2 separate regions of the Homo sapiens genome follow, and region 1 is linked to region 2. A link is an interaction called in ENCODE POLR2A ChIA-PET data of the cell type or tissue named here. Cell type or tissue: GM12878. All regions are shown on one strand. Each heading gives the region's core, and the rest is flanking DNA. Links, peaks and the distances in the headings are about the cores only. Region 1 has its middle 46 kb from the start of LINC02111. Region 2 overlaps BASP1 (brain abundant membrane attached signal protein 1).

Region 1 (15,320 bases), core at 3,829-11,828, 110 kb before region 2:
ATGCGTAATTGATTCTAATACATAGTCAATTTAATTAAATAGGCTTGGATAAAAAGACAAGAAATCTCTCCAAGAAAGGATCTGTACAAGAAATATCTTAAAGAAAGGAGTTATACAAGCCAGATACCTCGTGAGAATTTTGGAGCAAACTGTCGCAATGCCATCTTTGACCCTCCACAGAAAAATCAGCTAAATTAAGAGCCAGAATATAAGGCCTGGAAATCCTGAAATATGGAATCACAAACAATTTTGCCCCTCTCAGAATACTCAGAGAGAGAGAGAGAGCACCAAGGCTCATATCATCAGAAACATCTTCCAGCACCTATGATTCCAACAGGAATTGATTTGTTAGTCAATGTGCAAAGATAAAGTCATTATCTTCTTATTACTAACAAAGCCCTAAATAAGCTACTAATTTAGAACTGGTGAAGTATCCAGGTGAGGAACTGAGAAGTAAAGATTTTCTTTCTAGATTCCAGAGAACAGGATGAGGTTTTTATTGTTGTTCTTGTTTTGAGTTTTTTTGAGACAAAGTCTCGCTCTGTCGCTCAGGCTGGAGTGCAATGGCATGATCTTGGCTCACTGCAACCTCCGCCTCCCAGGCTCAAGCGATTCTCCTGCCTCAGCCTCCCAAGTAGCTAGGATTACAGGTGTGTGCCACCACCCCTGCTAATTTTTTGTATTTTTAGTAGAGACGGGGTTTCACCGTGTTGGCCAGGCTGGTCTCGAACTCCTGACCTAAAATGATACACCCACCTCGGCCTCCCAAAGTGTTGGGATTACAGACGTGAGCCACCATGCCCAACAAGGGTGAGTTTTTAAATGAGGCATGTGTGCTTTATTTCCTTGATTAAGGACCCAGCGTGATGCCCTTTAACATTGATCTGCACCTGTGGCTTTGTCTTGCCTGTGCCAACCAACTCAGATGGTCCTTACTGATAAGTTACATTATTCAGGGCTGGTAGTTACAAAAAACAGTAGATTGGTTATTTAAGCAGAAAAGAGGTTTCATAAAGGGTAACAAGTAACTCTCAGAATCTCCTGATTGATCAGAGAATGGGTTTATAGGCAGTGTGACGAGGAACAAAACCTGAGTTTCACCAACCTACTGCCCACAAGCCACTGACATTGTCCCAGAGCAAGGGCCCTGGCAAGCAGCTCACGTCTCTGAGGCCTCATGCTTTCCACTTCTGCTCTCAGCCATGAGCATCCCAAACAAGCTGGCATGAATGCTGTGTGCCAGGCCCCTGCTTCTTTTGCTTGCTCTAAGTTAAAGCCTACCACAAGTGCACCTCATCTATTCAGTCTGGGTCACATGCTTTGTTTAGTTGCAAAGGATACCGCCATGCTTGGCCACATTGAAGCCAAAGTCAAAAGGGAAAATCTGTAATGCTGTCTTTGTTTTAAAATGTTAACCAACATAGATTTTTTGAATTTTTTGAAATATTGCATTAAAATTTTATTTATCTTAGGCTGGGTACAGTGGCTTAGGCCTGTAATCCCAGCACTTTGGGAGGCAAAGGCAGGCAGATCACCTGAGGTCAGGAGTTTGAGACCAGCCTGGCCAACACGGTGCAATCCCATCTCTACCAAAAATACAAAAATTAACTGTGTGTGATGGCATGTGCCTGTAATCCCAGCTCCTCAGCAGGCTGAGGTATGAGAATCACTTGAATCCAGGAGGCAGAGGTTGCAGTGAGCCGAGATGGTGCCACTGCACTCCACCTTGGGTGACAGAGCAAGACTCTGTCTCAAAAAAAAAAAAAAAGTTACTTATCTTGATTACTGCATTTTTTGGCGCCCCCTTAAGTTTGTCCCGTGAGGTGAGTGCCTCACTCATGCTGACCATAGCCCATGCAAAGGAGGCTGGGAAAGTGAGTTTCTGGGTATGAAATTGAATGGGGGATGTGGTACACAGAAAACAGCCCCCAAAGAGATGCATGTCCTGACCCCGGAAATTGGTAATATACTACCTTACATGGCAAAGAGGAGTTTGCAGATGTGACTGAGGAACTTGAGGTGGGAAAATTAGCTTGGATTATCCAGGTGTGCCTTGTCTAATCACAGGGGTTCCTTATGGGAGGAAGGCAGGTGGGGGAGAGGAGGAGAGGTGACAGAGAAGCAAAGGGCAGAGAGATCGGAAGACTCTATGCTACTAGCTTTGAAGATAAACACGGCCATGACCTAAGGAATACAGGCAGTTTCTAGAAGCTGAAAAAAGCAAAGAGACCAATTCTAGAGCCTCCAGAAAGAATGCAGCCTGCTGTCACCTTGACTTTATCCCAGAGAGACCTGTTCGGACTTCTGATCACCAAAACTCTAAGATACTAAGTTTGTGCTTTTTAAGCCACTAAGACTAAACATAGTTGTGGAATTCTCCAGATACCTTAAGAGTGTTCAAAATGTATCAGGCAGTCAGAAAGAATGACAATTGCACAACAACTGATGATTTTAAATGTTCTATTTATATTTTCATCCTTTCACTCAAACTACACTATGACATGCTTTTGTGGTTCTTATAATCAAGCTACAAACAAAACAGCATTTGTCAAGTGAAATGACACGTTCTCTGCTTAGCCTCTAACCATCAATTCACCAAGTGTGAATTAATTGCATCATTTTGTGAGCATATGTTCAATATTCTTACGTTATTTTCACTTGTTAGAGTACAGGAGTCTTCTATACTTTGCAAACAAACATTCAAGACCAAAACCCAGACCCCAAGACTTAGTTTCCACTCAACAACAACAACAGCTAAAAAATGGCAGAGTAGTTCCTCTCATGCCTCTTTATTAGAAAACAGCGACTTTATGTTTTTCTCTTTTTTTTTTTTTTGAGACAGAGTCTCGCCCTGTCACCTAGGCTGGAGTGCAGTGGTGCGATCTCAGCTCACTACAACCTCTGCTTCCCGAGTTCAAGCGATTCTCTTGCCTCAGCCTCCCAAGTAGCTGGGATTACAGGCCCCTGCCATCACGGCCTGGTAATTTTTGTATTTTTAGTAGAGACAGGGTTTCACCATGTTGCCCAGGCTGGTTACAAATTCCTGACCTCAAATGATCCACCTGCCTCAGCTTCCCAAAATGCTGGGATTACAGGCATAAGCCACTGTGCCTGGCCATGTTTTTCTTTAAAATGGTTCTAACAGCCGGGCATAGTGGCTCATGCCTGTAATCCCAGCAGTTTGGGAGGCCGAGGCGGGCCAATCACCTGAGGTCAGGAGTTCGAGACCAGCCTGACTAACATGGAGAAACCCCATCTCTACTAAAAATACAAAATTAGCCTGGCGTGGTGGCATATGCCTATAGTCCCAGCTACTCAGGAGGCTGAGGCAGGAGAATCACTTGAATCTGGGAGGCGGAGGTTGTGGTGAGCCAAGATGGCACCATTGCACTCCAGCCTGGGCAAAAAGAGTGAGATTCTGTCTCAAAAAAAAAAAAATGTTCTAACCTAATATCTAACCTAATAGAATGTGAGTCTCCTTCCTAGAATAAAAATAATAACGACATAGCCTACTTTATCTGTTTATTGAGTATTCACTTTTCCCTGAAAAGCTAAAACACTCTGACATAATCAGAAATAGGTTTTTTGTTTCTTGAGAGCTTGTTTGGAGGTTCTAGCAGGGGAGCGCAGCTACTCATATGCCCTTGACCAAAGACCAGTCCTCCTCTATCAGGGATGGTCATCCTCTTTGACTGAGCACGCAGCTTCGGGAGGGACGCAGGTGGAGTGGTAACAGAGGAAGGGGACACCCGCCTAGCCAGCCAGATCAGCAGAATCAACTCTAGCGATCGATGGGGTGACAGATGTCACAGCCAGATCGCCCTCACACCCAGTTTTTTGTTTCTTAGAAAAATTTTAGTAGATAATTTTCATAGATAAAAGATGGTCTCTAACGTAAGTACAAATCATATTCCAAAACTGCACTTGTTGGTCAGTCATACGGAACTCAAAAATCTTTTTAATCATGGTAATATTATGATTGTTCACACGTGGTGATCACTGTAATTGTATCGTGATAACATAGAGGAAGTGTTGTCTTTGTAGAAGTTGGTGCATGAATTCCATCTCAATGAGGGATCAGGTTTGTCTAGAAGATAATTTCAAGAGCCCATAGCAGGGTGTCCCCCAAAGGAGGCAGCAATTTGCAATGAAAAAGAAAGCTGAGAGAAGTGAAGTTGGTTTCAGGACTGGGTGAGGAAAAGAGCCTCTGGATGGCCAGTGAGAGTGAACTCAGGAAAAAACAGACACCTTCTGAAGTCAACATTTTCAATAAGTTTAATAGTGCTCACTAATGCCTTTGGTGTGAGTGGGTTTTTTTGTAGTGTGTCAGGAGAATAAGAACAAAGGGGGTAGGCATAAAGCCTGGCAAAGACAAAAACAGATTATATGTAGAAATCACCACATGTATTAGTTCATTCTCACATTGCTATAAAGAAACACCTGAGACTAGGTAATTTATAAAGAAAAGAGCCGGGCACAGTGGCTCACGCCTGTAATCCCAGCACTTTGGGAGGCCAAGGCAAGTGGATCACAAGGTCAGGAGTTTGCGACCAGCCTGGCCAACATGGTGAAACCCTGTCCCTACTAAAAATACAAAAAATTAACTGGGCGTGACCTGTAATCCCAGCTACTTGGGAGGCTGAGGCAGGAGAATTGCTTAAACCCAGGTGGTGGAGGTTGCAGTGAGCCAAGGTTGTGCCACTGCACTCCAGCCAGGGTGACAGAGCAAGACTACATCTCAAAAATAAAGTAAAATAAATAAATAAAAGAGGTTTAATTGAATCATGGCTCTGCAGGCTGTACAAGAAGCATGATGCATCTGCTTAGCTTCTGGGGTGGCCTCAGGAAATTTACAATCATGGCGGAAGGCGAAGGAGGAGCCAGCACTTCACATGGCCAGAGCAGGAGGAAGAGATAGAGGGGGGAGGTACCACACACTTATAAACAGCCACATCACACAAGAAGTCACTTACTATTGCAAGGACAGCACCAAGGTTGATGCTAAACCATTGATGAGAAACCACTCCCATAATTCAATCATCTCCCACAAGGCCCCACTTCCAATATTGAGGATTACACCTCAACATGAGATTTGTAACACACACCCAAACTATATCACCATAGTTGGGTTACATTCTATTATAATCATATTTAGTAAAAACAAATGAGAGCTTCCGTTTGTGGCTCCAAGTCTCAGGAGAAATCTGCTACTCATCCTTGAGACCTGAGCTGTTAGTCGTGCAGTGAGATGGTTAATCTCCAACTATTCCTTTGTTTGTGGAATCTCAGATAAAGAACCCCCCCACCTCCAGAAAACAACGAAAAAGAATACAACCCTAAGGCAGAGTCGCTTTACTAGAAAAGACTCTTGAAGACAGACACACATGCATGCCCACACACAGACACATACATAGCACCTTTTCAGGATATCACTCTGAACTGTTTGTCTGGACAATTCCAGACAATGTAATGCAAAATGGTGGCCCCTAGAAGTGTGCAAAGAGGTGGCTGTGAAGTGAAGAAAAAATCATTTTCCCTGGGGAAACTGTGAGTCATCATGAATGTGAAAGTAAACAAAACTTGAGAACTGCTACGTCCTCAGTCTTCAGGCAAGAAAACACCACAAGGCTGCAAGGCTTTCTGAGAGCTGGGCCACATCTAAGCCATATGTGTGCTCACGGCTCCCACACTGTGTGTGGCACATCCCATCAACAAATCTTGTTAATTTTACCTTCAAACCTTATCCCCAATGCATCTGCTTCTCTCCTTTTCTATTACTACCAACAAATCCAAGTCACCATCATCTTACACCTAGACCATGACTTCCGAAACCATTTGATCACACATACATCAATAAAACATATATAATGTGTGTGTGTGTAAATTTATGTACATATTTTTTTCTTTTGGGAGAGAGAGAGAGAGAGGATCTCACTCTGTCACCCAGACTAGAGTGCAGTGGTACAATCCCTGCAGCCCCAACCTCCTGGGTTCAAGCGATCCTCCCACCTCAGCCTCCAGAGTAGCTGAGACCACAGGCATGAGCCACCACACCCTCATTATTATTATTATTATTATTATTATTATTATTTTGTACAAATGAGATCTCACTATGTTGCCTAGGCTGATCTTGAACCCCTGGGCTCAAGCTATCCTCCCACCTTGGCCTCCCAAAGCATGGGGATTATAGGTGTGAGCTGCCACACCCCACCAATAAATTATTTTTGAGCACATACAATTCACCATTAGATATTCGGATTTATTTATGAATAATAGATACACTATAGTATCCACATATTATGTACATTGTAAAATGTAAATAGAATGTTTTAAAGAAAAGGTTTGAATATATATCACTATGGTCTGAAAGTTTGTGTCCCCACAACAATTAAAATTTCTGTTGAAGCCTAACCCCCAATGTGATGATACTTCTTTTTCTTTTTCTTTTTTTTTTTTTTTGAGACAGAGTCTCTCTCTGTCGCCAGGCTGGAGCGCAGTGGCACGATCCCGGCTCACTGCAACCTCCGCCTCCCCGGTTCAAGTGATTCTCCTGCCTCAGCCTCCCAAGCAGCTAGGTTTACAGGCATGTGCCACCACGCCCAGCTAATTTTTTTTGTATTTTTAGTAGAGACAGGGTTCACCATGTTGACCAGGATGATCTCGATCTCCTGACCTTGTGATTCACTGGCCTCGGCCTCCCAAAGTGCCGGGATTACAGGCATGAGCCACCGTGCCCGGCATGATGATACTTCTTAAGAGGTGGGACTTTGGGGAGCTGATTATAGGTTATAAGGGTGTAGCAGTCATGAATGCGATTAGTGCCCTGATACAAGAAACCCCAGAGAGCTGCCTCACCTCTTCCATCGGGTGAGGACACAGCAAGGAGACCCATCTAGAAATCAGGAAACAAGTCCTCAGCAGACACACAACCTGCCAGCACCTTGATCTTGGACTCCAGCCTCCAGAACTGTGGGAAATAAATGTCTGATGTTTACAAGCTACTCAGTTTATGGCATTTGGTTATCACAGCCCAAATGGACTAAGACGTGTCTGTGTGTGTCTTTGCGTGTCTGTGTATAAATGTATATACACACACAAGTGTGTATTTTCTTCCTCCATACTGTGAGATTTTTCCACAAACTCTCTATACTACGTATATCCTGGCCCTAGCCTACTATTTAATATAATTCCCTCTTAATTGATCTCCCTATCTCCACTCTTATTTCCTTTTTTTTTTTTTTTTTTTGGGGAGACAGAGTCTTGCTCTGTTGCCCAGGCTGCAACATCCGCCTCCCAGGTTCAAACAATTCTCTGGCCTCAGCCTTCCTAGTAGCTTGGATTATGGGTGTGCACCACCACACCCAGCTAATTTTTGCATTTTAGTAGAGATGGGGTTTCACCATGTTGGCCAGTGTGGTCTCAAACTCCTAACCTCAGGTGACCTGCCTGCCTCGGCCTCCCAAAGTGGTGGGATTACAGGCGTGAGCCACCACACCCAGCCCACTCTTATTTCCTATAATCAATTTTCCACAAAGAAAATTTAAATTAGACCCTGCCATTTCTCTGCTTAAAACTCTCCAGTGGCTTTTCATCGCACTCAAATCTAAACTCCTTCCCCCAGCCTACAAACTCATCCATGGTCTAGGCCCTGCCCACTTCTCTGAGCCACTGTCTGAGCCCCTCCCTCCAAACTCTGTCACACAGAACCTTCTTTGTATTCTTCCAACATACTGACTTTATTCCCACCTTGGGGCCTTTGGACCAAGTCTTCTCTCTGCTCTGAATGCACTACCCTGGGTCTTCACAGGTCTAATTCCTTCTGGCCATGCAGACGTCATATCAATGGCTTCCCCTAAAGAGAGTATCTCTAGCCCTCTCAATTCAGGCAATGACCCAGCCAGGCTCTTAACTGTATCTGCTGTTCATTTGTGTGTTCATGTTCACATGTGTTTGTATATTTGGATATTGCCATATAAGAAGAGACAAAATCTACTGCATTAACTGTGATACTTAGCTTATAGTCGGCCCTAAATAAATATTTGCCAAATAAATGAATTAATCAAGTAATTCATTAATAGAACTTTGATAAACTATTTATTTGAAGTCAGTTGAATTAAGCATGGAACAGTTTTGTTAAGCCTATTTTTACTTAATTCCTTCTCCCAGGCAACCTCTGGGGGGAAAAAATAGGCGACTTTATAGAAATAGCCTGGCAAGGGCTCAGATTTCTTTGAAACACCTACAAGCAAGGGAGTTTGAGGCTAACAAGAGAATCACAGGTTTCCAAGAATAAATGTCCTTTTAAAAATAGGCAATCTGCCATGCTTTGTAACAGGGCTTCAAAACCCCATGACCAAGCCCTTTCTAGGAAACCTCAGTGATGTGCATCTCATTCAACAGGCTCTAATTGGCTATGTTCTTAAAGGGCCTTAAAATAAATAACATGCCTTATCTGATTTGAATTATAGCCAAACCTTGTCATTTGAAGGCGATAAGGCTCTAGTGAAAGATATCACATTGGGAAAGGAATGTTGAACTTTTCTCTGTTCCTGAACTTGAGAAGGAAAAAAGTTAACTTGTATGCTCCTATCTAATAGAATTAAGCTGTGAGAGAACTAACCTTATGGAATGCAAATATCCAGACACATTATTAAAATAAATAGTCAAAGTCATAAGTATTCTACAAGAGTCCAATGTCTGGCTCTCCATTGTTACTTTGCAGACAGAATTCCCATTCAAACGTATTAATTATATGTAGCATGAAGCAGAATGAGAATTTAATATCATAATCAGCTCTAGGTAAAATTGGGTATTAGGAATTTGATGTCCATGTCCCTAATCTTATTCACACACACACACACACACAGACACACACACACACACACATGCAGATGACCGTGCACATGACTCACCCAATTAAAAAAAAATCCAAGAAAGCACTTGATGTGATTTATTAACATTCTAATATAAACCAGTGTCTTAAATCTTTCAGAAATATTTCTATCTCTTTTTAACCTTAAAATAAAATATTTTGTCTCTGACTGAGGCATTTTGATATTGAGCATGGAGTTGAGAGCATTATTTTCCGGTGGGGGTCCGTGGGGCAGGGTCTCCTTCTGTTGCCCAGGCTGCAGTACAGTGGCACGAACATGACTCACTACCGAAGGGCATTATTTTAGAGTTAGAAACCTATGTCTTTCCTAAAATTACACCATTTGACTAGCTAGATACACACTTACTCTAATGTGTCACTTTGGAAAACAGGAATTCTGCCCTCATCATCCAGTTGGATGGAACCCTTAACAGACACATGGACTCGAAGACTTGAGAACTTCTACCTGCCTTCTGGAAGCACCAACACACCCACACCCTCATCCACCTTGTTTTGACTAACAGCTCAGGTAACACAGCTGAGTTCAGTATCAATTTCCTAATTATTCATCCTGACTGTACTTCAGTGAAAACAAAGACATTTCTACCCCACTTGCTTTCTCACATTTTCCTCTGAAAGAAAGCTCCTGTCAGAAACTATTATGACTTGTTAGAAATCCTGTGCATTTCAGTAAGCTCCATGCTACTCAGAACACAGCCTAGGAAGGGTTTCTTATGCAAAGAACTGGCATCCTAATGACGCAGCACAGAGACAGCCAGTAGACCCAACTAAATCAAGACAAGTGGAAAAGAACTGAAGTTCGAAATGGGAATGGAGGCTGGGCGTGGTGGCTCACATCTGTAATCCCAGCACTTTGGGAGGCCAAGGTGGGTGGATCACCTGAGTTTGGGAGTTCAAGACCAGCCTGGCCAACATGGTGTAACCCCGTCTACCAAAAATATAAAAAATTAGCCAGGTGTGGTGGCACGCACCTGTAATGCCAGCTACTCTGGAGGCTGAGGCAGGAGAATCATTTGAACCCAGGAGGCAGAGGTTGCAGTGAGCTGAGATCGCCCCACTGTACTCCAGCCTAGGTGAAAGAGCGAGACTCCATCTCAAAAAAAAAAAAAAGAAAGGAAGGAAGGAAGGAAGGAAGGAAGAAAGAAAGAAAGAAAGAAAGAAAGAAAGAAAGAAAGAAAGAAAGAAAGAAAAAGAAAGAAGGAAAGAAAGAAAATGGAATGGAAATGATACATAGCCTCACACAACCTGCAGGCTCACCCACACTCTGACTGCCTCCCCTGTTACACAGTGCAGTTGTGCAAGCAGGATCTTCCATTTAGGATTGTTTCAGACCTACAGATGAGTTTCTTAAGCTTCCTGCCCCCTGTCTCCAGATCACTGCCATCTCTTTAGTAAGAAACTGCGTTTTATTTTGGGTTTTGTAATTCCAGCACCTCCACAGTATCTGTCACAGGGTTGACACCTAATGAGCTTGGACAACGCCATGGAGACACACTGATGGGTCCAGGAATCAGGCTGGACCAATCAGAGCCCTCCCCTTAAACTTTAAAATTTGGAACTACACACAATCATTACCTTCCATACTGCACAGCTGTAAGACATAGACCAAGAGCTGCCAGAAGCCTCGTTGGCTGCCATGTGAAAGAAGCCAGTTGGAGTGCATGAGGCCAATCAATACAGAGAGAGCAACAGGAATGAAGATGGACGGAAAGAGTCCCGGTGGGATTTGTGCCTTGTGTCCAGCTGTGCCCACACCCCTGCCCTTCCCTGAGCCACGCAAGGCTTCCAGGAAATGACCCTCTTTGCCTAAGCTATGGTTGAGTTGAATTTGTATAGTTCCACGAGAAATGGTATTCTCCATACCCTAGTGTCTGTACTGTTTTCTCAAACACATCCTAAAGATCCTGAGGGGAAAAAGTTCTCCTATTGTTTCAGTGAACTCTATGGAACCCACTGTTGCATTTAGTGCACAAAAGGCACTCAGGCAATGCATTGTTGCTTTCTTGAAAATGTACTTAGTGTCTCTCCCATTTCATGTTCAAACAAGACGGATGAAAGAAGTATCTGGATGGATACGGAGCTGGTTTAGACACCCTAACTGGGGTGATGGTGCCTGTGCTGGCCAGCCCTCAAGGCAGTCCCCAAGGAACTCAGCCTCCTGATACTTTCAGAGTCCTTTTTATAGTCCCCTTCTACTCTGTACCAGGAGTGGACTTTGATACTTTGGTCTCTGTGACAAATAGTAAATGGCAGCAGTAATGTACTGCCACTTCTGATATTCGGTTATAGACCATTGAGGCTCCCAGCTTGGCTCTCTCCAGCTCTTCAGCCTTCTCTCTAGGACACCACTGGCTCTGGGGAAAGCAGCTCCCACCTTGTGAGCTGCCCTGTGGAGAAGCCTATCATGCAAGGAACTCCAATCCCCTCTGACAGCAGCCAGTGAGGAACTGGGGCCTGCTGACAACCACATGAGTGAACTTGGATGTGAATCCTTCAGCCCCTGTCAAGTCTTGAGATGGCTGCAGCCCCAGCCGACATCTCAACTGTAACCTCAGGAAACATAGTAAGCCAGAACCACCCAGCCAAGCCACGCCCAGATTCCCGACCCTTGGAAATTGTGAAATCAGAACGGTAATTAATAACTAATAAAGTTCCTAATATTCTATAAATAAGTCATGGGTCTATAGGCGTCCAAGATGGCAGTGCAGCATCTAGGTATTTCATGGCCTCAGTAGTCAGGCTTAATACTGGAGGCCAGAAAGTGAAAAACAAAATAACAACAACCAATGAATATGAGTTTGATGGGAGCCAGAGATCTTGGAGATGCATGCAGATGGAAAGAAATCTCGATGTCATTTTTTCCATGAGCTAAACAAGGTTTTTGGCACCAAGAACTCAATGCTGAAGTGAGAAGAAGCCCTCTGTGATCTCACTAGTTCAAACTGCAAGTACCTAATACACAAAAGGGAGTGAGCAACTGGAGTCTTAGGAGAATGCCTCTTCCTGGGATGAAAATGGCTTGCCCTGGACTCCACTGACCTCCTATTGAGTATGTAATTCTGTGTCTACCAGAAACCACAGGAGAGAGTTACAAAATATAATCAGTGTGTCATTCGCTGCTATGGCAGGGGCTGGAGACTTGAGGCTATTCTGTAAAATTTGTTCAGAAATTTACATTTGCTACTGTCTAGCATTGTATACCCTCCAAAGACTACAACCCCCCATGTCCTGAGCATAGACATTTTCCTGCCATCAGTTTATTGACACTCCTTTTTGTGTTTTCCAGACTTGGATTGTCTGTTTTTTCTTTCATGACTTATTCAAGTACTACTGATTCTCTTTGACTCAGTTTACCCATCTTGCTATCCATGAAATTTTGACCAGCTTTTTAGTCTACATTAGTCATTCTATCTGCTGGAAACTTAAAGCACTGATATGGTTTGGCTCTGTGTCCCCACCCAAATCTCACCTTGAATTGTGACTCCCACATTCCCACGTGTCATGAGAGGAACCCAGTGGGAGGTGATTGAATTATGGGGGCAGGTCTTTCCTGTGCTGTTCTCATGATAGTGAATGAGTCTCATGAGATCTGATGGTTTTACAAACAGGAGTCTCCCTGCACAAGCTCTGTTTGCCTGCTGCCATCCATGTAAGAAGTGACTTGCTCTTTCTTGCCTTCTGCCATGATCATGAGGCTTCCCCAGCCACGTGGAACTGTAAGTCCATTAAACCTCTTTCTTTTGTAAATTGCCCAATCTCAGGTAAGTCTTTATCAGCAACATGAAAACCGACTAATACAAGCACTTACAGTGTAAACCACAGAATTGGGTACTTGGTTAGATATTGGATGATTGACTTTTCCTCCAAAATGTCTTGCCTTCTCTCAAGACTGTAAGGATGCAGTGGCTCATGCCTGTAATCCAAACACTTTTGGAGGCTGAAGCAGGCAGATCACTTGAGCCCAGGAGTTTGAGACCAGCCTGGGAAACATAGCAAGACCCTGTCTCTACTAAAAATAAATACAAATTACAGGTGGTACTCACCTGCAGTCCTAGCTACTCAGGAGACTGAAGCAAGAGGATCACTTGAACCCAGGAGGTTTTGGCTACAGTGAGCAGAGATCATGCCATTACATTCCAGCCTAGGCAACAGAGAGCAATACCCTGTCCCTTCCCACCATCCCCCCACCAAAAAAAAGGACTGTAACATACAGTTCTTTGACAGTGTCAAGGTCAATGGTTTCCAAATCCAAGCACCTGTTAAATCCTATTGTTAACTTGCAAGACAGGTTTTATCTATTTCTGTATCTCTAGCTCCCAGGAGTGGGCCTGGCTGAGAGGAAAGGCTTCTAAGCACACCACTTGACAACCATTGATTTGCCTGCTGTCATTAGAGATTAGTTTTCAAGTTCTGTAGCTGCCCTGTCTTACTGAGGGTAGTCACTAGTATCACCAAAGATTTTGCTATTATCCTTTCACTCTGACGGTTGTTCTTATCAGGTTTTTTGTTTTTTGTTTTTGCCTCAAAATCGTGTTTGATGTCTTTTAAAAATATCCTTTAAAAAAATACAGATTTCAAGTTGTTCCCGTGTCAGATTTATTGACTCAGAATTTGGGGGAGTACAGCCCATGAGAATGCCAAGTTAGGAAACTCCCCAGACAGTTGCTAAGCCTCTAAGCCTGCCCAGCTCCACAGAAGCATGTTGGGCACATCATTAAATGCTCAAGAAGCATTTTTTGATAAACTGAATTGATTCTTCTAATCTGTCTCATTTGTCTCGCTTGGAAGTGATGGTAGATACTACAGAAACAGGAAAACAGCATAGATCTAACCAACTGGAACTCTGTATAAAATTGATTCATTCATTGCATAGAATTAAAACATTTATACATCCAAGGTAGAGAAATGAGTAGATATGTGATAAAGCAAGTATAGTAAAATGTTAGTGGTACAATTTAGGTGGTAGGTATATGGGTGTTGACTTAAAATTCTTTCAAATTCATAGTATGTTTTGAATTTTTTACAACATAACATTGAAATAAAATGAAAACAAAATCCATATACATCCAGAACATTCAACCAACCTAAATCTGTTCTCCCTGGATTATTCTCTTCCTTCCTTTCCTTCTTCCCTTCTTTCGTTTTTCATTATCACTCTTGATTGTGGTCACTAAAAAATAATCTTAAAAGAAGAAGCACTTATCATCAAAAATATATTTCTTGGACCTGAGCTTATTTGGGTATTTTACAATTAAAACATTTTAATCTTGGAAAACATCAACTCTGACACTTGGGCTACAAATGCTGCTTTAGATGCTTTTATTGAAACAGTCAATCTACATGAGATAATTTGATACTAAAGAGTGAAAATTATTTTTAAGTATTTTGATGGCTTCAATGAAAAATGTGACCAAAGTAAAGAATATGTAAATTACTCTAGTTGTTCCATAATATTTCAGCATCATCACACCCCCAAAAAATGATAAACTGTGACAACAGTAGATGTGATTTAATAGATAATTACATTTAATATAATATAAGTACTTATCTATCAATCCAAGGCTGAATATTTTCTTCTGCCAGGTCAATGAGTATGTCTCATGGGCTTAAAATGGACAGTGCAAAGAATGAGCAGTCTATAAAAGCAGGTTTTACACTGCATGATACCAGGTAAATGCTGCATGATAGCTGTTTGGCTTGAAGTGCTGTTTTAAAAGCTGGGAGAGAAGGTATAAAGGGGTTCCCTGTGAAGAGTTTGGCATATGCCCATGGCCTTCTACTATTTTGATTACATTCATGTTTGATATGGTTTGGCTGTGTCCCCACCCAAATCTCATCTTGAATTATAGCTCCCATAATTCCCACATGTTGTGGGAGGGACCTGGTGGGAGATAACTGAATCATTGGTGCAGTTTCCCCCATACTGTTCTTGTGATAGTGAGTAAGTCTCACGATATCAGATGGCTTTATAAGGGGCTTCCCCTTTCACTTCTCTCTCATTATCTCTTGCCTGCCACCATGTAAAATGTGCCTTTCACCTACCACCATGATTGTGAGGCCTCCCCAGTCATGTTGAACTGTGAGTCCATTAAACCTCTTTTCCTTTACAAATTACCCAATTTCAGGTATGTCTTTATCAGCACCATGGAAACGGACTAATACAATGTTAAAGAACATATTATGACTGTATCAGGCAGAGTTCTTCAGAGAAACAGAGCTAATAAGGTATGTATAGATATATAGAAAGAGATTGAGCATGAGGGATTGGCTCACATGATTATGGAGGCTGAGAAGGCCTGTGATCTGCCCTCTGCAAGCAGGATGCCCAGGAAAACTGGAGGTGTCATTCCAGGATAAACTCAAAGGCCTGAGAACCAGAGATGCCAACGGTTTAAATCCCAGTCCAAGTCTGAAGACCTGAGAATGT
Region 2 (15,320 bases), core at 4,548-12,547:
ATATTTGAACCACTCAGCTTTCAGATATCAGGGTCTTCATATCTTTAATTCCTATTATTAAAATATTTCTGGGTTTTTATTTCCAACAATAACATGAAAAATAAACTCTTAGGACCTGCTCTCAGGATATATTCAGTAGCCATCTAACTACACAGGAGAGGATATGAACAAACAGTGAACATTTTATCAATCAGGAAACTAGCTCTCGGCCGAGCGCGGTGGCTCACGCCTGTAATCCCAGCACTTTGGGAGGCAGAGGCAGGCGGATCACCTAAGGTCAGGAGTTTGAGACCAGCCTGACCAACAAGGCGAAACCCCGTCTCTACTAAAAATACAAAAAATTAGCCAGGCATGGTGGCAGGTGCCTGTAATCCCAGCTACTCCAGAGGCTGAGGCAGGAGAATTGCTTGAACCCGGGAGGCAGAGGCCACAGTGAGCCGAGATCACGCCATTACACTCCAGCCTGGGCAACAAGAGTGAAACTCCATCCCAAAAAAAAGAAAAGAAACTCGCTCTCTGGATAACCTGCCCAAGATCCCTACAAATGTAAATACTGGTTTAAATACGTGTAATAAGAAATCATTTTTGCTTTTCTCCCCCAAGGTAGAATAGTCTTAAAGACTAAACGCAAGGGTGGGGGTGTCCAATCTTTTGGCTTCCCTGGGCCACACTGGAAGAATTGTCTTGGGCCACACATAAAATACGCTAACAATAGCTAATGAGCTAAAAAAGAAAAAAAAAAGTCTCATGTTTTAAGAAAGTTTGCAAACTGGTGTTGGGCCACATTCAAAGCAGTCCTGGGCAGAGAACTGGACAAGCTTGGACTAAAGCAGTGATTCATAAAGAGCAATTACTCTGGGCCAAGTAGTGTCTGAAGGTCTAGGAAAACAAAAATCAGGCAGAGTTCCTACATCCAAGGAATCTCCCTGTGGGGTCATGGGAAACAATCATCAATTTCAGATGGTGGTTAGTATAAATCAAGCTGGAGGATGAAGGCTGGAGGAATGATAAAATACTAGTTACCAATCCTGTCTTTCATTTGTTGACAGATTTCATTTTAAAAAACATCATGGTCAAGAGTCCCAGCTACCTTGGTAAGCTATTTGCAACTCAGGAGTCAAGAGAAAGGAGCACTTTTGAGCAAAAGTAACGTCGACATCTGAATAGGGATGTAAGGAAATGTAATTCATATGAAAAAACATAAAGAGCAGGCCAGGCGTGGTGGCTCACGCCTGTAATCCTAGCACTTTGGGAGGCCGAGGTGGGCTGATCATGAGGTCATGAGATCGAGACCATCCTGGCTAACACGGTGAAACCCCGTCTCTACTAAAAATACAAAAAAAATTAGCCCGGCCTGGTGGCGGGCACCTGTAATCCCAGCTACTCGGGAGGCTGAGGCAGGAGAATGGCGTGAACCTGGGAGATGAAGCTTTCAGTGAGCCAAGATCGCACCACTGCACTCCAGCCTGGGTGACAGAGTGAGACTCAGTCTCAAAAAAAAAAAAAAGAAAAACATAAATAGCAGACGGGAGCAACAGCAATTCTTCCTGTTTCTCAAGCTGAGTGGCCCATCTTAATGCAGTTAGCCTGTCAGGTGAGAGCCCCAGCAGAAGACACTTCCCCAAGGAGTCTGACAGTAACTACAAACACTGTGTTCAAGAGCTAAAGCATATTCTTACTGTGTTTTAAGAACTAGCTACTCTTGGAAATCTTTTCCTTCAGTTTCTAATCCCCAAATGCCTGCTTTTTAATGGAAATTTAAGATGTGTAAATCTCTTTTCTATCTAGTGATTAAGACCTTTAAACTAAATGTAATCGATGCTGAATTCTTCCATATTCTCTACAGTGATATTCACATAAAACTCTTTAAATAATAGCCAATTGAATATCTCACTGGAATATCTCACATGGCTTAGTCAGGCAAAAGAGGTGGATCTAGGGACAGATTGAAGAAAAAGAATATAATTGATCGGAGTAGTAAACTTAATGACTATCTGCTGTTTATATCTCTACCCCATGTATCTACGGACCAACATTTGCTTCGCTGTAATTACTGATTTCCTTGTTTGCCTTCACCCACTGTAAGCTACTTAAAGGAGATGCGTCTCCCAACTCCATCAATAAACAAACATCAATTCTGCAATATTTTAGTGTGGTTTGTATGTTCCCACGTCACATTCACATGGTAGAAAAACCTCATGTCAGCTGTTCATTTGTATACAAAAAAACAAGTTTGCAACATATTCTTGGCATTTTGAAATCACTTGAACCACTTTTAGGAAGTTTTATCTGAGAACTACATGAACAAATGCCACTGATGTTTCATTTAAAGAACAAATTCATCACAAAAGCAATTATTTGTACCTTTTAACTATATAATTTTTTTTTTTACTTACGGCTTCAAATGTGTAAGTGTATATCTTGCTCATCCAATCCAATAACATATTTATAGAGCAGGAATAGAATAATCTTCATACAGTTGAAGTATGATGTGTGCCTACAATAGCAGAAGACTGAGATACACACAGACATTTCCTGAAGTCGAGAAATGGTAGACTCTAAACATCTACCAATCACTCCTTGGGCTTGTTTGTATTTTCCAGTATTGTTTTTTGTTTGTTTTGTTTGTTTGTTTGTTTTTGAGACTGAGTCTCACTCTGTCGTGCAGGCTGGAGTGCAGTGGCGCGATCTCAACTCACTACAACCTCCACCTCCTGGGTTGAAGCAATTCTACTGCCTCAGCCTCCCCAGTAGCTGAGACAACAGGCGTGTGCCACCACGCCCAGCTAATTTTTTTGTATTTTTAGTAGAGATGGGGTTTCACTATGTTAGCCAGGCTGGTATAGAACTCCTGAACTCAGGCAATCTGTCCGCCTCGGCCTCCCAAAGTGCTGGCATTACAGGCGTGAGCCACTGCGCCCGGCCTGTATTTTCCAGTTTTGAAACCAAAATGACACCATCACCATCACTAGCAAATCATATCAGAATGTTGAAAAAAAAAAAACAAAGAAAAGAAAATATCATCTACTTGGAAACACACATCAAAAGGCGTATCAGTCACCTAATTACTCATCTGTGTCATAAATTGCTCCTCAACCATCGATACCATGTCATTCCAGCTAAGTACACAACCCACAAGATGAGCCAAGGCTTCCAAACAAAACATACAGTAGGTCTGTGAGAAACCAGGAGGCAGTATGGTGCACTAGAGACTCGAAACATTAAGATAAAAAATTAATTGCAAACTGCCCTTCCCATTCTACTACCTGATTTAAATAACACTGACATGGCCTTCTGGACTAGATGACCCACAGCCAGCTCCTTCAGATCTTACCCAGGGAGTATCAGCTGTATGTTAGGGGAGGAACACAAAGAAGGGGAAGGAGATATAGGAGTTTCAGCTGAAGAGGATGCCACTGGCCAATTCATGAGCTGAATTCATTTAAAATGAGACAATCTTCAGACCAAGTATTGATTTAATAAAGTGCCAAGTGTTTATGGCATAGATTATAGAGATGGTATGAGAATATCTTATATTTCAACCCAGCTCACAGGTATAGACAATAAAGACGCCTACCATCACCTCAACTACAACTATAGTTTTAATATGCAAACCAGAAGCCTATGAAAATAAAAATTTTGCAAATAAAGGATCAACATCCAGAAATGTTTTGGAATGAGTAAATTGTATTGCTAGAACTAGACATGCTTACTGGAATCTTGCATTATTATTTAACTACAGATTACTTTAGAAATCAATTTCATACCATTGTGAAAAGCTACAAACTTTTTTATTTAATAAGAATTCCATCAATAAGAATCAGCAAAAGAAAACTAGACATTGATCTGATGAGAGATCTCAAGATGGACACAAAAATATTTCTAATAATCCTAGTTAAAACTAAGTCCGATGGCTGTCTCATGTCTCAGAAATGAGACAGCAGAAGGTGAATGTTGACCATCTAAGAGGTATGTGACATGGAAGAGGAGGGGGAGTAAATCACAAATGATGTCTTAGTTGTGCCCCACCTCCTCCTCCAAAAAAAAAAGAAAAAGAAAAATCCACGGTGATGTTTGCCAAAGGTTCGTTACAAGCTGGTTCCTGGATGTGAAAGTAAAGGACAGCGTTCTGAAATGTGCCTTATTTGCACAGCATGATGTCACATGACCATGAAACATGCCCTTCCACGTATCCAGCCCTTTACTGGACCACAGGTTCGGTTAGGTGCTAGAAACTGACATCCAAAGATGAACAAAGCAAGGTCCTAACCTCGTAGAACTCACGATGCAGAGTAAGTAGTCACAGCGCAGAATTAGAGCTAAATTCGTTTTTACTTCATTAGGTTTATAATTGACTAATGTGTAAAGATTTCAAGCCACCTGCTTTTCTAGGGACCTGATGTTCGCAGCTTCACAAAGGCTGTTACTAAAATGCATTCAGTTAAGTTGTTCAATAATGATTGATCCAAAGCAGACCAAAAGCATTCAATAACCTGGAAGGACAGACGAGGAGTGTAACCACAATCATCCTCAGCTTTCACTCATCGTGTTGTGTTTCTGAAAGGTTCCCACAATGTAATACTATTTGTCTCCCTCAAATAATACACAGCTTCATTTTTCATTTCGGACTCTACCTTGGGAGGACACTCAGATGCATGAGCCATCAGTACTCATTACTTGTAATGTCTCAGGGCTTTAGAACAACTACTGCTAAGGTTATTGCCTGGAAACAGAATAATTACTGTAATTGGAGTTCATCAGCTATTCATCTTCATAGTAAGCACAACTGATGAGGTGAAATTTTGGCCCATTTATGGAAGTCATCTCAGCTGCCAAAGGCGATGTTCAGAAGACACGTGCTCTCCATGAACATAATGTACTGTAGACAACCTTCAACACTGAACAGACATGGGGTGCTTGGTATGGATCAGAAATTGTTATAGGGCACTGTTATGGGTCCACAAAACAGACACATCCCTGCCTCCTGGATGTTTTAATCTAGAGGAGCAGAGACGTTACATAATCTCATCAATTCTGGCAAATGCAGGGACAAAAATGCCCAGTGCCAGGAGGTGTGGGAACATCTTTGCAAGAGTGACATTTAAGCTGAGATCTGAACTAGGAGTAACTTCAACAGTGGGGAAAAGAATATTCCAGGCAGAAAAAGCAGTAGGCATGAGCTTGGAGCCCTGGGAGACCTGGGAGCCTGTTGGTATGGCTGAAGAGGGTGGGTGAGAGAGTGTGTAGGAACGGAGGTAAGAGACGAAAATAGAAGGTGAACATGCTGAGAGCCGGTGTTTTATTCCAGGTTTAATGGAGAGTTAGGCCTAAAATCTTAAGCAGAGGAATGTCATGCTTGGATTTAGGAGAGTATTAGGGCAGTGATCCAGGAGAGAATAGAAGCTTCCACTAGATTAATGGCTTCAAGTAGAGGGAAATGGACATATGTGAGTTTCACTACCCAGGAAGGAGGCCATATGGGGAATTCCAGGAGACAAGCCTAGTTTTCTGGCATGATTGGAAGAAGGTGCTATCTACCAGGAAAGTGAGTGCTAAAGGTCCTCACTGACATTGCATTGAAAATAGACACTGCATAAATTTTAAGAGTTAAAATTTTTAAATTCTACAATAACTTACATCCTATGTTTTATGTAGAAAACAATTCAGTGAAAGTTGTTATAAAAGACATTAAACAGCATCGTTTCAATTATTTTTAAGACCAGTGGTTTGTTTATCTAGTGTAGTAAAATTAAATTGTTAATTCTCAATTTCACTGGGGATTCATGAGGCAATATTTGTATTGCCAGAGTTAACGTAATGTGACCTTAAATTTGAGCCAGGAAAGCAATAACTGAATTACTTGACAGGGTACGCCTAAAAGTCGTAAACTGTTTTAAAAAGACCCTCTCGGGCTGGGCGCAGTGGCCTGTAATCCCAGCACTTTGGGAGGCCAAGGCGGGTGGATCATTTGAGGTCAGGAGTTGGAGACCAGCCTGGCCAACATGACGAAACCCCATCTCCCCTAAAACAAAAGACAAAAATTAGCCAGGCATGGTGGCACACACCTGTAATCCCACCTACTTGGGAGGCTGAGGCAGGAGAATCGCTTGAACTCGGGAGGCGGAGGTTGCAGTGAGATGAGATCACACCACTGCAGCCTGCATCACAGAGCGAGCCCCTGTCTCAAAAAATAAAATAAAATGAAATAATAATAAAAAGGACCCTCTCAAAAGGGTTAAGTGTAGACTTACCCACACCCACACTTGTTGAGAATGCCCCTCAAAAGAATCCCTGTAAGTATCACTACTTGTTTTATTGCTTGGAAAGGCCCCAAAATTCATTAGCCTTGGTTTCTATAGTCATGGAGGATTTCCATGATTCCCGACACACACTTCCCTTTCCTCGGTGTCCCACTGATTCATAAACTTTCTGTCAAAACCCCCACCACTCTTCCTGCACTTGCTTCTATTCAAGCCCCTGCCTTCTGTCTTCAACCCCAAGTCTCTATCCAGTAAAATCTGTTCCACCGTTAAGAGTCTGTCTAATGAATCCCTAAAAGAAAGCACAGATGCTAGAATAGGATTTTAAAGTGGCCTAGGCATCTGGTCAACTCTTCTGTCTAGAACAAGAAGGGCTCTCTACCATTGCCACTCTGGGTAGGAGATTTTAAAATGAGCTTCCCCAGGATCATTCCATTCTGATTTAGAAAACTCAAGTCTGGGCCAGGTGCGGTAGCTCATGCCTGTAATCCCAGCACTTTGGAGTTCAAGACCAGCCTGGCCAAGATGGTGAAACCCTATCTCTACTAAAAATACAAAAAAATTAGCTGGGCGTGGTGGCACACGCCTATAATCCCAGCTACTTGGGAGGCTGAGGCAGAGAACTGCTTGAACCCGGGAGGCAGAGGTTGCAGTGAGCCAAGATAGTGCCACTGCACTCCAGCCTGGGTGACAGAGCAAGACTCCATCAAAAAAAAAAAAAAAAAAACCCAATCCTACCAACATGTTGATCTTGGACTTCCAGCCTGCAGAACTATGAAAAAATATATTTTTGTTAAGTTATCCCATCTGTTATTTTGTTATGGCAGCCTGAGTAGACACAGGAGGAGAGCATTGGTGCCTCTCCAACTTGTGTTAATGCGGGTGCATCTTCCCAGCCTCTCCCAGACTTCCCTTCCTCTTCTCCTGCTCTGGGCTTTCGTCCCCTGAACACAAAGTGAGGAGGGAACAGAGGGGCTCAGAAACAATAGGTCATTGACTGCTGACCTAGAACAATGCAGTTTTGCTTCCTGTATTGTACTTACCAAAAATTCTGCCCACATAAGGGGAATTTGAACACTTCTTGGAGCAGAAACCAAGGGCTTTCTTTCCCCTCCCCTCAGCCAGGAGCAAGGCTGCACAATTACTATGCTCAAACGTCCCCAAGTACAGCCATTTCTTCCTTTTCGGAAGGGTTTTCAAACCTTATTTAACAAGACATGCCACTGCTCACAGGTGCCTTTTCCTCTCTCAAGCCTGGAACTGTGTAATTAGCTAGGGAAGTAGTTAAATGTGTTATCAGAATCAGATTTAAGTGGAAATGTGTCCCCAGCCAGTTAAACCTCACACTAACCACAGTGCACGTTAGTGTCCTCAAACATTTGATTCTATCTGTGGATGCTTTCTCTACCTGGTAAACTATGCAAACAACTGCTAACAGGTCAGGGCTTGCTGGTTTGCCACGCTGTGTGATATCCTAAGAGTTTTGTTTTTTTTTTAATAGGTATACATCTCTGAATTCTCACCCCCTTCCAACAGGAAGCACACTCAACTCAAAACTGGCTTGGGTTTCTTCCACTCCCCTTAGAAACAGCAGTAACATTTTTTGCAGCATTACATCATTCTGGACTTCTTTGCCCTTTTTCTGAGATTCCTGGCTAGCTCACTGAAGAAAAGACAAAGAATCCCGCTTTAGTCGTATGCTTAGCCAATGCGGATCAATACAGAAATGAGACTCACAGGTAGGAACTACGGATCTAAAGAAAGCAAGTTAAAGGAATAGTGTTTGTACGTGTGTCCCAATCTGCCAACTGGTCCCTCTATCCATCACTTCCTTCTCCCCTTAACGTGGCAGTATTTGTTGCTGGAAACAAGGATATGGTCAAAGAATACATTGCTAGTCACAGCATTAAATTTCAACAAGGTGATTTGATTTAAGCAAGAAGGGCTAATTAACACGGGTTTGGGGTGAGGTGGAGAGATATGAAGCTTGTTGGCTTTTAAATTCACTTCTTTGTTAAATTCACTTTTAAGTTAAATTCCCTGCATTTAAGAGTTAGTTAAGTTAAACATAACAACTTAGAAATATTCATAGGACTCCTTTCCCATTAAGAATTCATTTCATTTAACACTACAGTTCTTACCGTAGTGGAACCATGTTACCATTCCATTGGATAGTTACCTCTCTCTGCATTGTGGTCAGTTGAGTTCTCTTACGATGACCCCCTGTACCTGTCCACCCAGAAAACTTTGGTACAGATGAAATCAAAGCCCAGGCTCTCTGTCTGGATGGCAGAAATAAATCCAGTTACAATAGAAAAGTAGAGGTGAATGGAATAAGCCACTTATGTCCTGTTTTTGTCTCTTCTACCAATGAAAGGATAACCAAACCTTCAATGAGACTTTCCATCAGTCAATCATCGGGTCAGATGAGGAAAACTAGTAACATGCAGCTGTGAGTCAGAAAAAGAAACACATACCTGGGAAGCATTATCAATCTTGTCTTAACAACCTTCTGGAGAACATTGGTACAAACACTTGTTACTATCTGCCTGAAAACCAAACATTTGAAAATTCTGGAACCAGGTTTCTAAAGTCCAGTTGGGTGAGCCTTGGGAAATATGAGCTTGGGTTCTCAACAACAGATCACCAGGGCTACTGAGCAAAACCCAGTGCCACAATAAACCTCCTGTCAATAGGGTGGCATTCACCCTGTTTACCTGAGGTTGGGTGATTATGAGAAGCCTTTGGAGGCACTGTCATCACCAATTGTTAATCGAGATTCTTTCTTCCTTAGAAAAATGAGTTATTGGCCGGGCATGGTGGCTCACGCCTGTAATCCCAGCACTTTGGGAGGCCAAGGAGAGCAGATCACTTGAGGTTAGGAGTTTGTGACCAGCCTGGCCAATATAGTGAAACCCCATCTCTACTAAAAAATACAAAAAAATTAGCCGGGCATAGTGGCGGCACCTGTAGGCCCAGCTACTTTGGAGGCTGGGGCAAAAGAATTGCTTGAACCTGGGAGGCGGAGGTTGCAGTGAGCCGAGATCGTGCCACTGCACTCCAGCCTGGGCGACACGGCGAGACTCTGTCAAAAAAAATATTGTATATATATATATATATAAAAATTAGTCAAGCTTGGTGGCGTACACCTGTAGTCCCAGCTACTAGGGAGGCTGAGGCACGAGAATTGCTTGAACCCAGGAGGCAGAGGTTGTGGTGAGCAGAAATTGCGCCACTGCACTCCAGCCTGGGCGACAGAGTGAGACTGTCTAAAAAGAAAAAAGGACGGGTGCGGTGGCTCACACCTGTAATCCTAGCACTTTGGGAGGCCAAGACAGGTGGATCACGAAGTCAGGAGTTCAAGACCAGCCTGACCAACATGGTGAAACCTTGTCTCTACTAAAAATACGAAAAAATTAGCTGGGCATGGTGGCGGGTGCCAGTAATCCCAGCTACTCGGGAGGCTGAGGCAGGAGAATCGCTTGAACCCAGGAGGCTGAGGTTGCAGTGAGCTGAGATTGCGCCACTGCACTCCAGCCTGGGCGACAGAGCAAAACGAAAAAAAGAAAAAAAAAAAAAAGAAAAATGAGTTATTCAGAGAAGATTCCAGGACACTTTATCTAATCACAGTAATAATGGCTATAGTAAATACCCAGGTGATCATCTAACCTCACCCTGCCTTCTGGGTGCATTGCAGAATTAAGGAGTGGGAAGTCACTCCAGAACTCTCTGCCTGTCCATCTAAAGTCAATCTGATTTCTCTACATTTTCCTTTTCTCCAATCATCTTACACCTAAGGCAAATACAGACACTGTGATCCTCTAATGAAATAGCTGAGAACATTAGTAAGGGTTAAAGACAGCAAATATTCCTACAGCCTCTACAGTTTCCAAGGCAAGCTCAGAGAAGGACAGGAGACCATCCTATGAAGACCCAATAACTCCGAGGAAACCTTTCTTCTCTGTCTCTTTAAGAAACAGCTAGTTCTCTCTGTCAGTGGATACTGTTTTCCCCCTTTTGATACACTATTTCCCCCATTAGATCTTGTTACTATTTACCTTGGTTATTGTATTAGTCTACGTGGTAATGGTGTTTTGAATAGACTGTCAAAGGAAAAATGAAGTGGGTCTTTTCAAAGTCACTTTGCCATGCAATTCAGGAAATTTGTAATTTAGAAAGCTCAACCAGGAAAAGTTTTTATCTAACAGCTATTTCTTCATAAACTTAAAAAAGAAGTATTTTTCTCTAATAGAACCACAGCTTTTCTTTAAAAAGACAAAGAAGTTTTAATTTTGGTTTATTTTAGGAATATATCCATTTCTGAATCTACGTAAGTGTAATAATTAAAAGCATTATGAAAATAAAAGTTACCTATTAATTGTGGGTTTCTCTGGAAAATGTAAATTCAAACCTGCTCTTATTGACCTCAATATGTCATTTTAAATGTGAAATTAAAATTGTGTCTCATCAAAAACTAAACTTATCACAGATTATCCAAACACAAATGCACACAGTTTACATTTACCAACATCAGTTTCAAACATCCCAATAGTATGCTTTAGAAAGTGTTTTAGCATCTTAAGCACTTATGTTCCATATTTTAAGGACTACTTCAGAATCTAACAGATTTTTTAAATCCTCTAAATCACCCCAAATACTATAAATGGTAATTTTAAATAAAAAAGATTAAACATCCCGTTGTATGCAGCTCTCAAACCAATAAGCCAGATAACGCTAGAAATCGGCATAAAAGCTCTCCATCCACCACCTGCCACGACAACGTGCACACTGGATCTGCCAAGAGGGCCCCGAGCATTTCAGGGGTGGGTGGGATGCCTGACTGCTCCGCTTGCTCTATAGCCCCCAAATAAGTCTAAAGCCAGCTGGCGTTCTTTTCAAACACATACCCACCATCGCCAGCTTCCCAGCCCCCAACCACTGTGCATTTTGGGAGAAAAACAAGGATTTAACTTAAATTTTAGAAAAACTAAAGTTTAGTTTTATGAAGAAAGTTATTTCAGTGCATGCCATATACTTTTTGGCATATAAAGGAAACCACGTGCACATAATGTAAGAAGCAGAAAGGAGTAAGTTGAGGGGAAGATGGCCTGTGGATGAAGTGGCAGCAGGTAGTGACTGCACCGTCCCCCTGGGGCATGTGTGGTGTATTAAAAGGCCGAAGAGGTCTCCTCTGGGGGAGATCATGAGACGGATATAGGATCCAGACTGGTTTTTTTTTTAATGGTTCTAGGGTACAAAAAAAAATGGTAGAAAAAAAAGTTTTACGTTGCAGACAGTGAGTAAGAGTGACTCAATTAGACATTCTCTGCTTCTCTCTCAGAAGAGAGGGGCAGCAGGAGTGAGGCTTTATGGGGAAATAACCTGGGTTTCCACGCAGCCCATAAGCAGCTCGTGGGACTCTGAGCAACCCACTAACTTCTCTAAGATTATTTTGAGTTCCAAAATGAGTGTTTAGTCATGAGCTTTTAAACCTTCTGCTCCAAGGAAAGTACTTACAAAGGACTGAGGTTTCGATAGTGGTTAAAAGCAGCCACTGGCTTTCTGTAAGTGGATCCTGCGTGGACGCGGAACAAAACAGATTGACCAATTTAGGCAGGACTTGGTTTATTTCTAATCAGGCAACACTAACTACACAGTGGCAGACGGTCTGCTAGAGCCTGGTCCATATCTCAGAGCAAAATTGCAGATAAGTAAGACATTTGGGGTTATGACTTCCATCTGCAATGTCCAAGGAGAAACGTGAAAGTATCAACCAAATCCACATTTATAGTCCTCAGTAAGAGCAACCACAATCATCATACTAGAAAGGAATGACTTAAGGTATTAGTCTCCATTCACTATGACAAGAAGCACCTCTAATCTACAAGCAATTTAACGTAATACTGATGAAATATTAGAAGTATACACTGGATCTCTTCCATAAATAATTTTTCATTGAAGAAGTTAGTATCGCTCTCTCTAAATTAATACTGAAGATGTCAATATGTGAAAAGGCTACCCATTTTATTCAAGAGCCCCCCTTCCCCTTTTTTCCCCCCCTGAAGAGTCCATATTACCTAAGATAAAATGGCCAAGGCTTAGGAGAAGTACAGTGTAGCTCCATCTACACGGATTGAAATCCTAGGAAACTTTTTAAAAGACATAACCACTATATCTAAAATCCCCTTCCTTACAGTGAACACCTGACAGATAGAGTAAAATATATGACTTCCCTCCAGAATCCGTAAGATACAAAAACCTGTTTAAGGAAGCTGTTAAACAACAATTTACCCAAAATGAGAGTGAATTCACCTTTGCTCAACAACAAAGTGTCCAGAAGGACAAAAGCAAATCCTTGGGCATATCCCTGAAGTAAATGTCTGAAATGTTAAGACCAGTTCCAGAATTGATCCACCCCAAATAGCTGAAATTCCAAAGACTTTTTTGTTTTGTTGTTCAGAGTTCCTGATTTCTAAGGTCCCCACGGGGATAATTCCTTCCAAAGATTTGTCAATAGATCACAACATCTTTACATTCCTACATAATACAACTTTCAGTTTTACTCCAGGTATGGAGGCGGTGGGCATCTGATGCCTGTTTGGCAGGGGCAGGGTGGAGGTAGTGGGAATAATATGGAATGTAAAATACCTAAGTTGGCTTATCAACCTTAGTACTAATGACTTAGACTTCTTTCAAATGCTAATGATACATCTGATTCAAGACACAACAAAGCTAAGGATTTTCAGGAATCTGAATGAGTTACATCTACACCCAAGGTCATACAGCTAATCAGGGTGAGTCCAGGTCTCAACATATCAAAGCAGTAATCCTGTCTCTGAAGTTCCAAGGACTTTCATTTTTTTCCTTCAATTAAAAAAAGTACAAATTCAGTATGGAGGCTGGGTTGTATTAACCTACCCACTTTTGAAACTTAGTCCACATGAACTACTGACGTATTTAGCGTATTCTTAACCACACCTGGAGGAGTTTTCTAAACCGCAGACTTCTATATTCTACCTACTGAGCAAGGCACCACCATTGGCCTGTCTTGCAATAATGGTCTCTTTGAAACAAACATATGAGTAGCTATAGATGAAGGATGCAGTAAAGAAAACTGATATTCACACTCCTTTAAAAAGATGCACTGAATATAAGGAGGCATTGTCCTAAGTGCATGACAATTTTGTTTAATACTTACAGTAACCATGTATCACAATTCCCATTTTCTAAATAAAATTGAGGCACAGAGAAGGTAAGCAATTTACCAAAGATCATACAACCAGTAAATGGCTGAGAGAAGATTCGAACCTGGTGCTGTGGCTCCAAAGTCCATCCCCACCATGCCTAACCCTCCAAATCATGCTTTCTAAATATTATACTCCCTACACAATGTACAAATTGCTGAAATATCTACTTCAAACAGAAGTTCAAAACACAAACCAATGAAGTCCAGTCCTGCCTCCTTCAAAACGAACCAAAAAAAAAAAGAGTTTATAAAATGCTTAAGTGATAAGGGGAAAATATTGTGTAAATGCTTTGCTTTCTCCACTGCACACCATTTTCCTATATTATCCTGAAGTGTTTCCTTATGCCCTGGGCCCCTGTGGTGCTTGCAGATGGTTTCTATTTCTAAATCTCTAAAGCTTTCAGGAATGTATTCCTAGACTTCCAAGCCTGCTCAATCACCACCTCTCAGCACTGACGGCCTTGTTGAGTCAAAAAATCTCAGCTTTCCCTATTTTTGTTCAAAAATGTACTGAGTATGGAAAGTCTGTAAAACATTAAGAAATAATTTTTTATGTTATTTAAATCCTTAGGGTGCAGAAGAAAAACACACTATTTCATTCTCTCTGCCTCCCATTTCATCCCATTTCTGACTTCTAGAGGGAAAAGGAGAATGCTGTTTTAATCACACTGCTTCCTTCTTAGGCTTGTGGCTCCTCAAAATTACAATTGAACTATATTCTGGTGAGAAATGGACTCTGTATGGTTGATTTTTACTCTTGAGAGCATTTACCAGACATCTGTTCTCATGTGACACTTACCTAGACGTCTGCCTCAAAGGCTGTGGCTGGAAAGGCGTTTCACAAAAGCCTTCCTTTGGCAGGCTGGGCACTGCTGTGGTTTCAAGACTACCCTTGTATTTTCTCAAGAGAACTTAAATGCCACTTCTTAAGTTACATAAGTATAAGTATAAGCAGACCTGGGGAATTCAAGGAAGGTGGCCATCTTGATATCATGAAATCCACTTTCAGGCTAATTCCCATATAATACAGAATTTCAAATATCTACAAACACAAGGACAGAAAATAGGAACCATGATATTTGGTCCCCTTTAGGATTGAGACATCCTACTTCTAACTTAATACTCCTGGGGTCCCCCGGGCTTCATTAATCAAGCTGGAACAAAAATACAGCTGAATATACTGAAATTAGTTAGTGATGTCAATTACACTGAAAGTGTTGATTGACACTTTCAGTTGTTGAAAACACTTTCAGTGTAATTGATATCACTAATTGAGACTGAGAGGTTGAGGAGCCCTTCAGAGCCAGCCATTCCACACTTAAGTCATTTTTAGATATCATATGTAGTTCTTATTACAACCCCAAAATAGGAATTATTAGATTCTTCAAATCCAGTCTTTATACGATTTCCTGAGAAACCACTCCAAAAACATTACCCCAAAACACATAAAGAGTACTTTATCTTTCAAAATATTCTATTTGCAACCTCACAGTTCCTTCCTAATAGTTGTCCACTATAATTAAGCCAAAGAAAAAAGCTCATGTTCACTGGCTTATCTAATGTCTTAAGAGATACAATAAATTTAAAGGATTAGATATAATTAGAGAAAATTTGATATAACAATAAAGATTCCATGCCCATTTTCAGAGAATATTCAAGTTGTCTATATATCTACTCAGTGTTTTTCCCCAGCAGTTACCTGGTTTCCAGGGTACCAGCTAAGACCATCATTAAGAAGAGAAAGAAGATGTGAAATAAGTAGGTACAAACTACATTAAGATAAAGGTCTGGACAAATCAACGCATTTCTTTCAA

The links. ChIA-PET counts read pairs that join two places held together with the same protein. Peaks named below come from ENCODE experiments on the same cell type or tissue, not always from the same donor. Only the 100,000 strongest peaks of a DNase experiment are listed, where the experiment ranks them.
Region 1: POLR2A ChIA-PET joins it to region 2 with 6 read pairs; 8 of 35 experiments call an interaction of 5 or more read pairs at or near these places.

The regions. Positions count from the first base shown.
Region 1 is chr5:17,334,127-17,349,446 of GRCh38, reverse strand. It overlaps the pseudogene RN7SKP133. Among named protein-coding and RNA genes, the nearest start is that of LINC02111, 46 kb to the left of the region's middle. RefSeq lists an enhancer at 5,393-5,687. In GM12878, for the core only: no CTCF peak of the experiment used is centred there; a DNase peak (open chromatin) is centred at 5,536.
Region 2 is chr5:17,221,452-17,236,771 of GRCh38, reverse strand. The region is part of intron 1 of BASP1 (brain abundant membrane attached signal protein 1); the gene reads right to left. Among named protein-coding and RNA genes, the nearest start is that of BASP1, 11 kb to the right of the region's middle. RefSeq lists enhancers at 7,492-7,571, 8,692-9,192. In GM12878, for the core only: no CTCF peak of the experiment used is centred there; DNase peaks (open chromatin) are centred at 7,731 and 11,641; H3K4me3 peaks cover 2,478 bases; H3K27ac peaks cover 4,753 bases.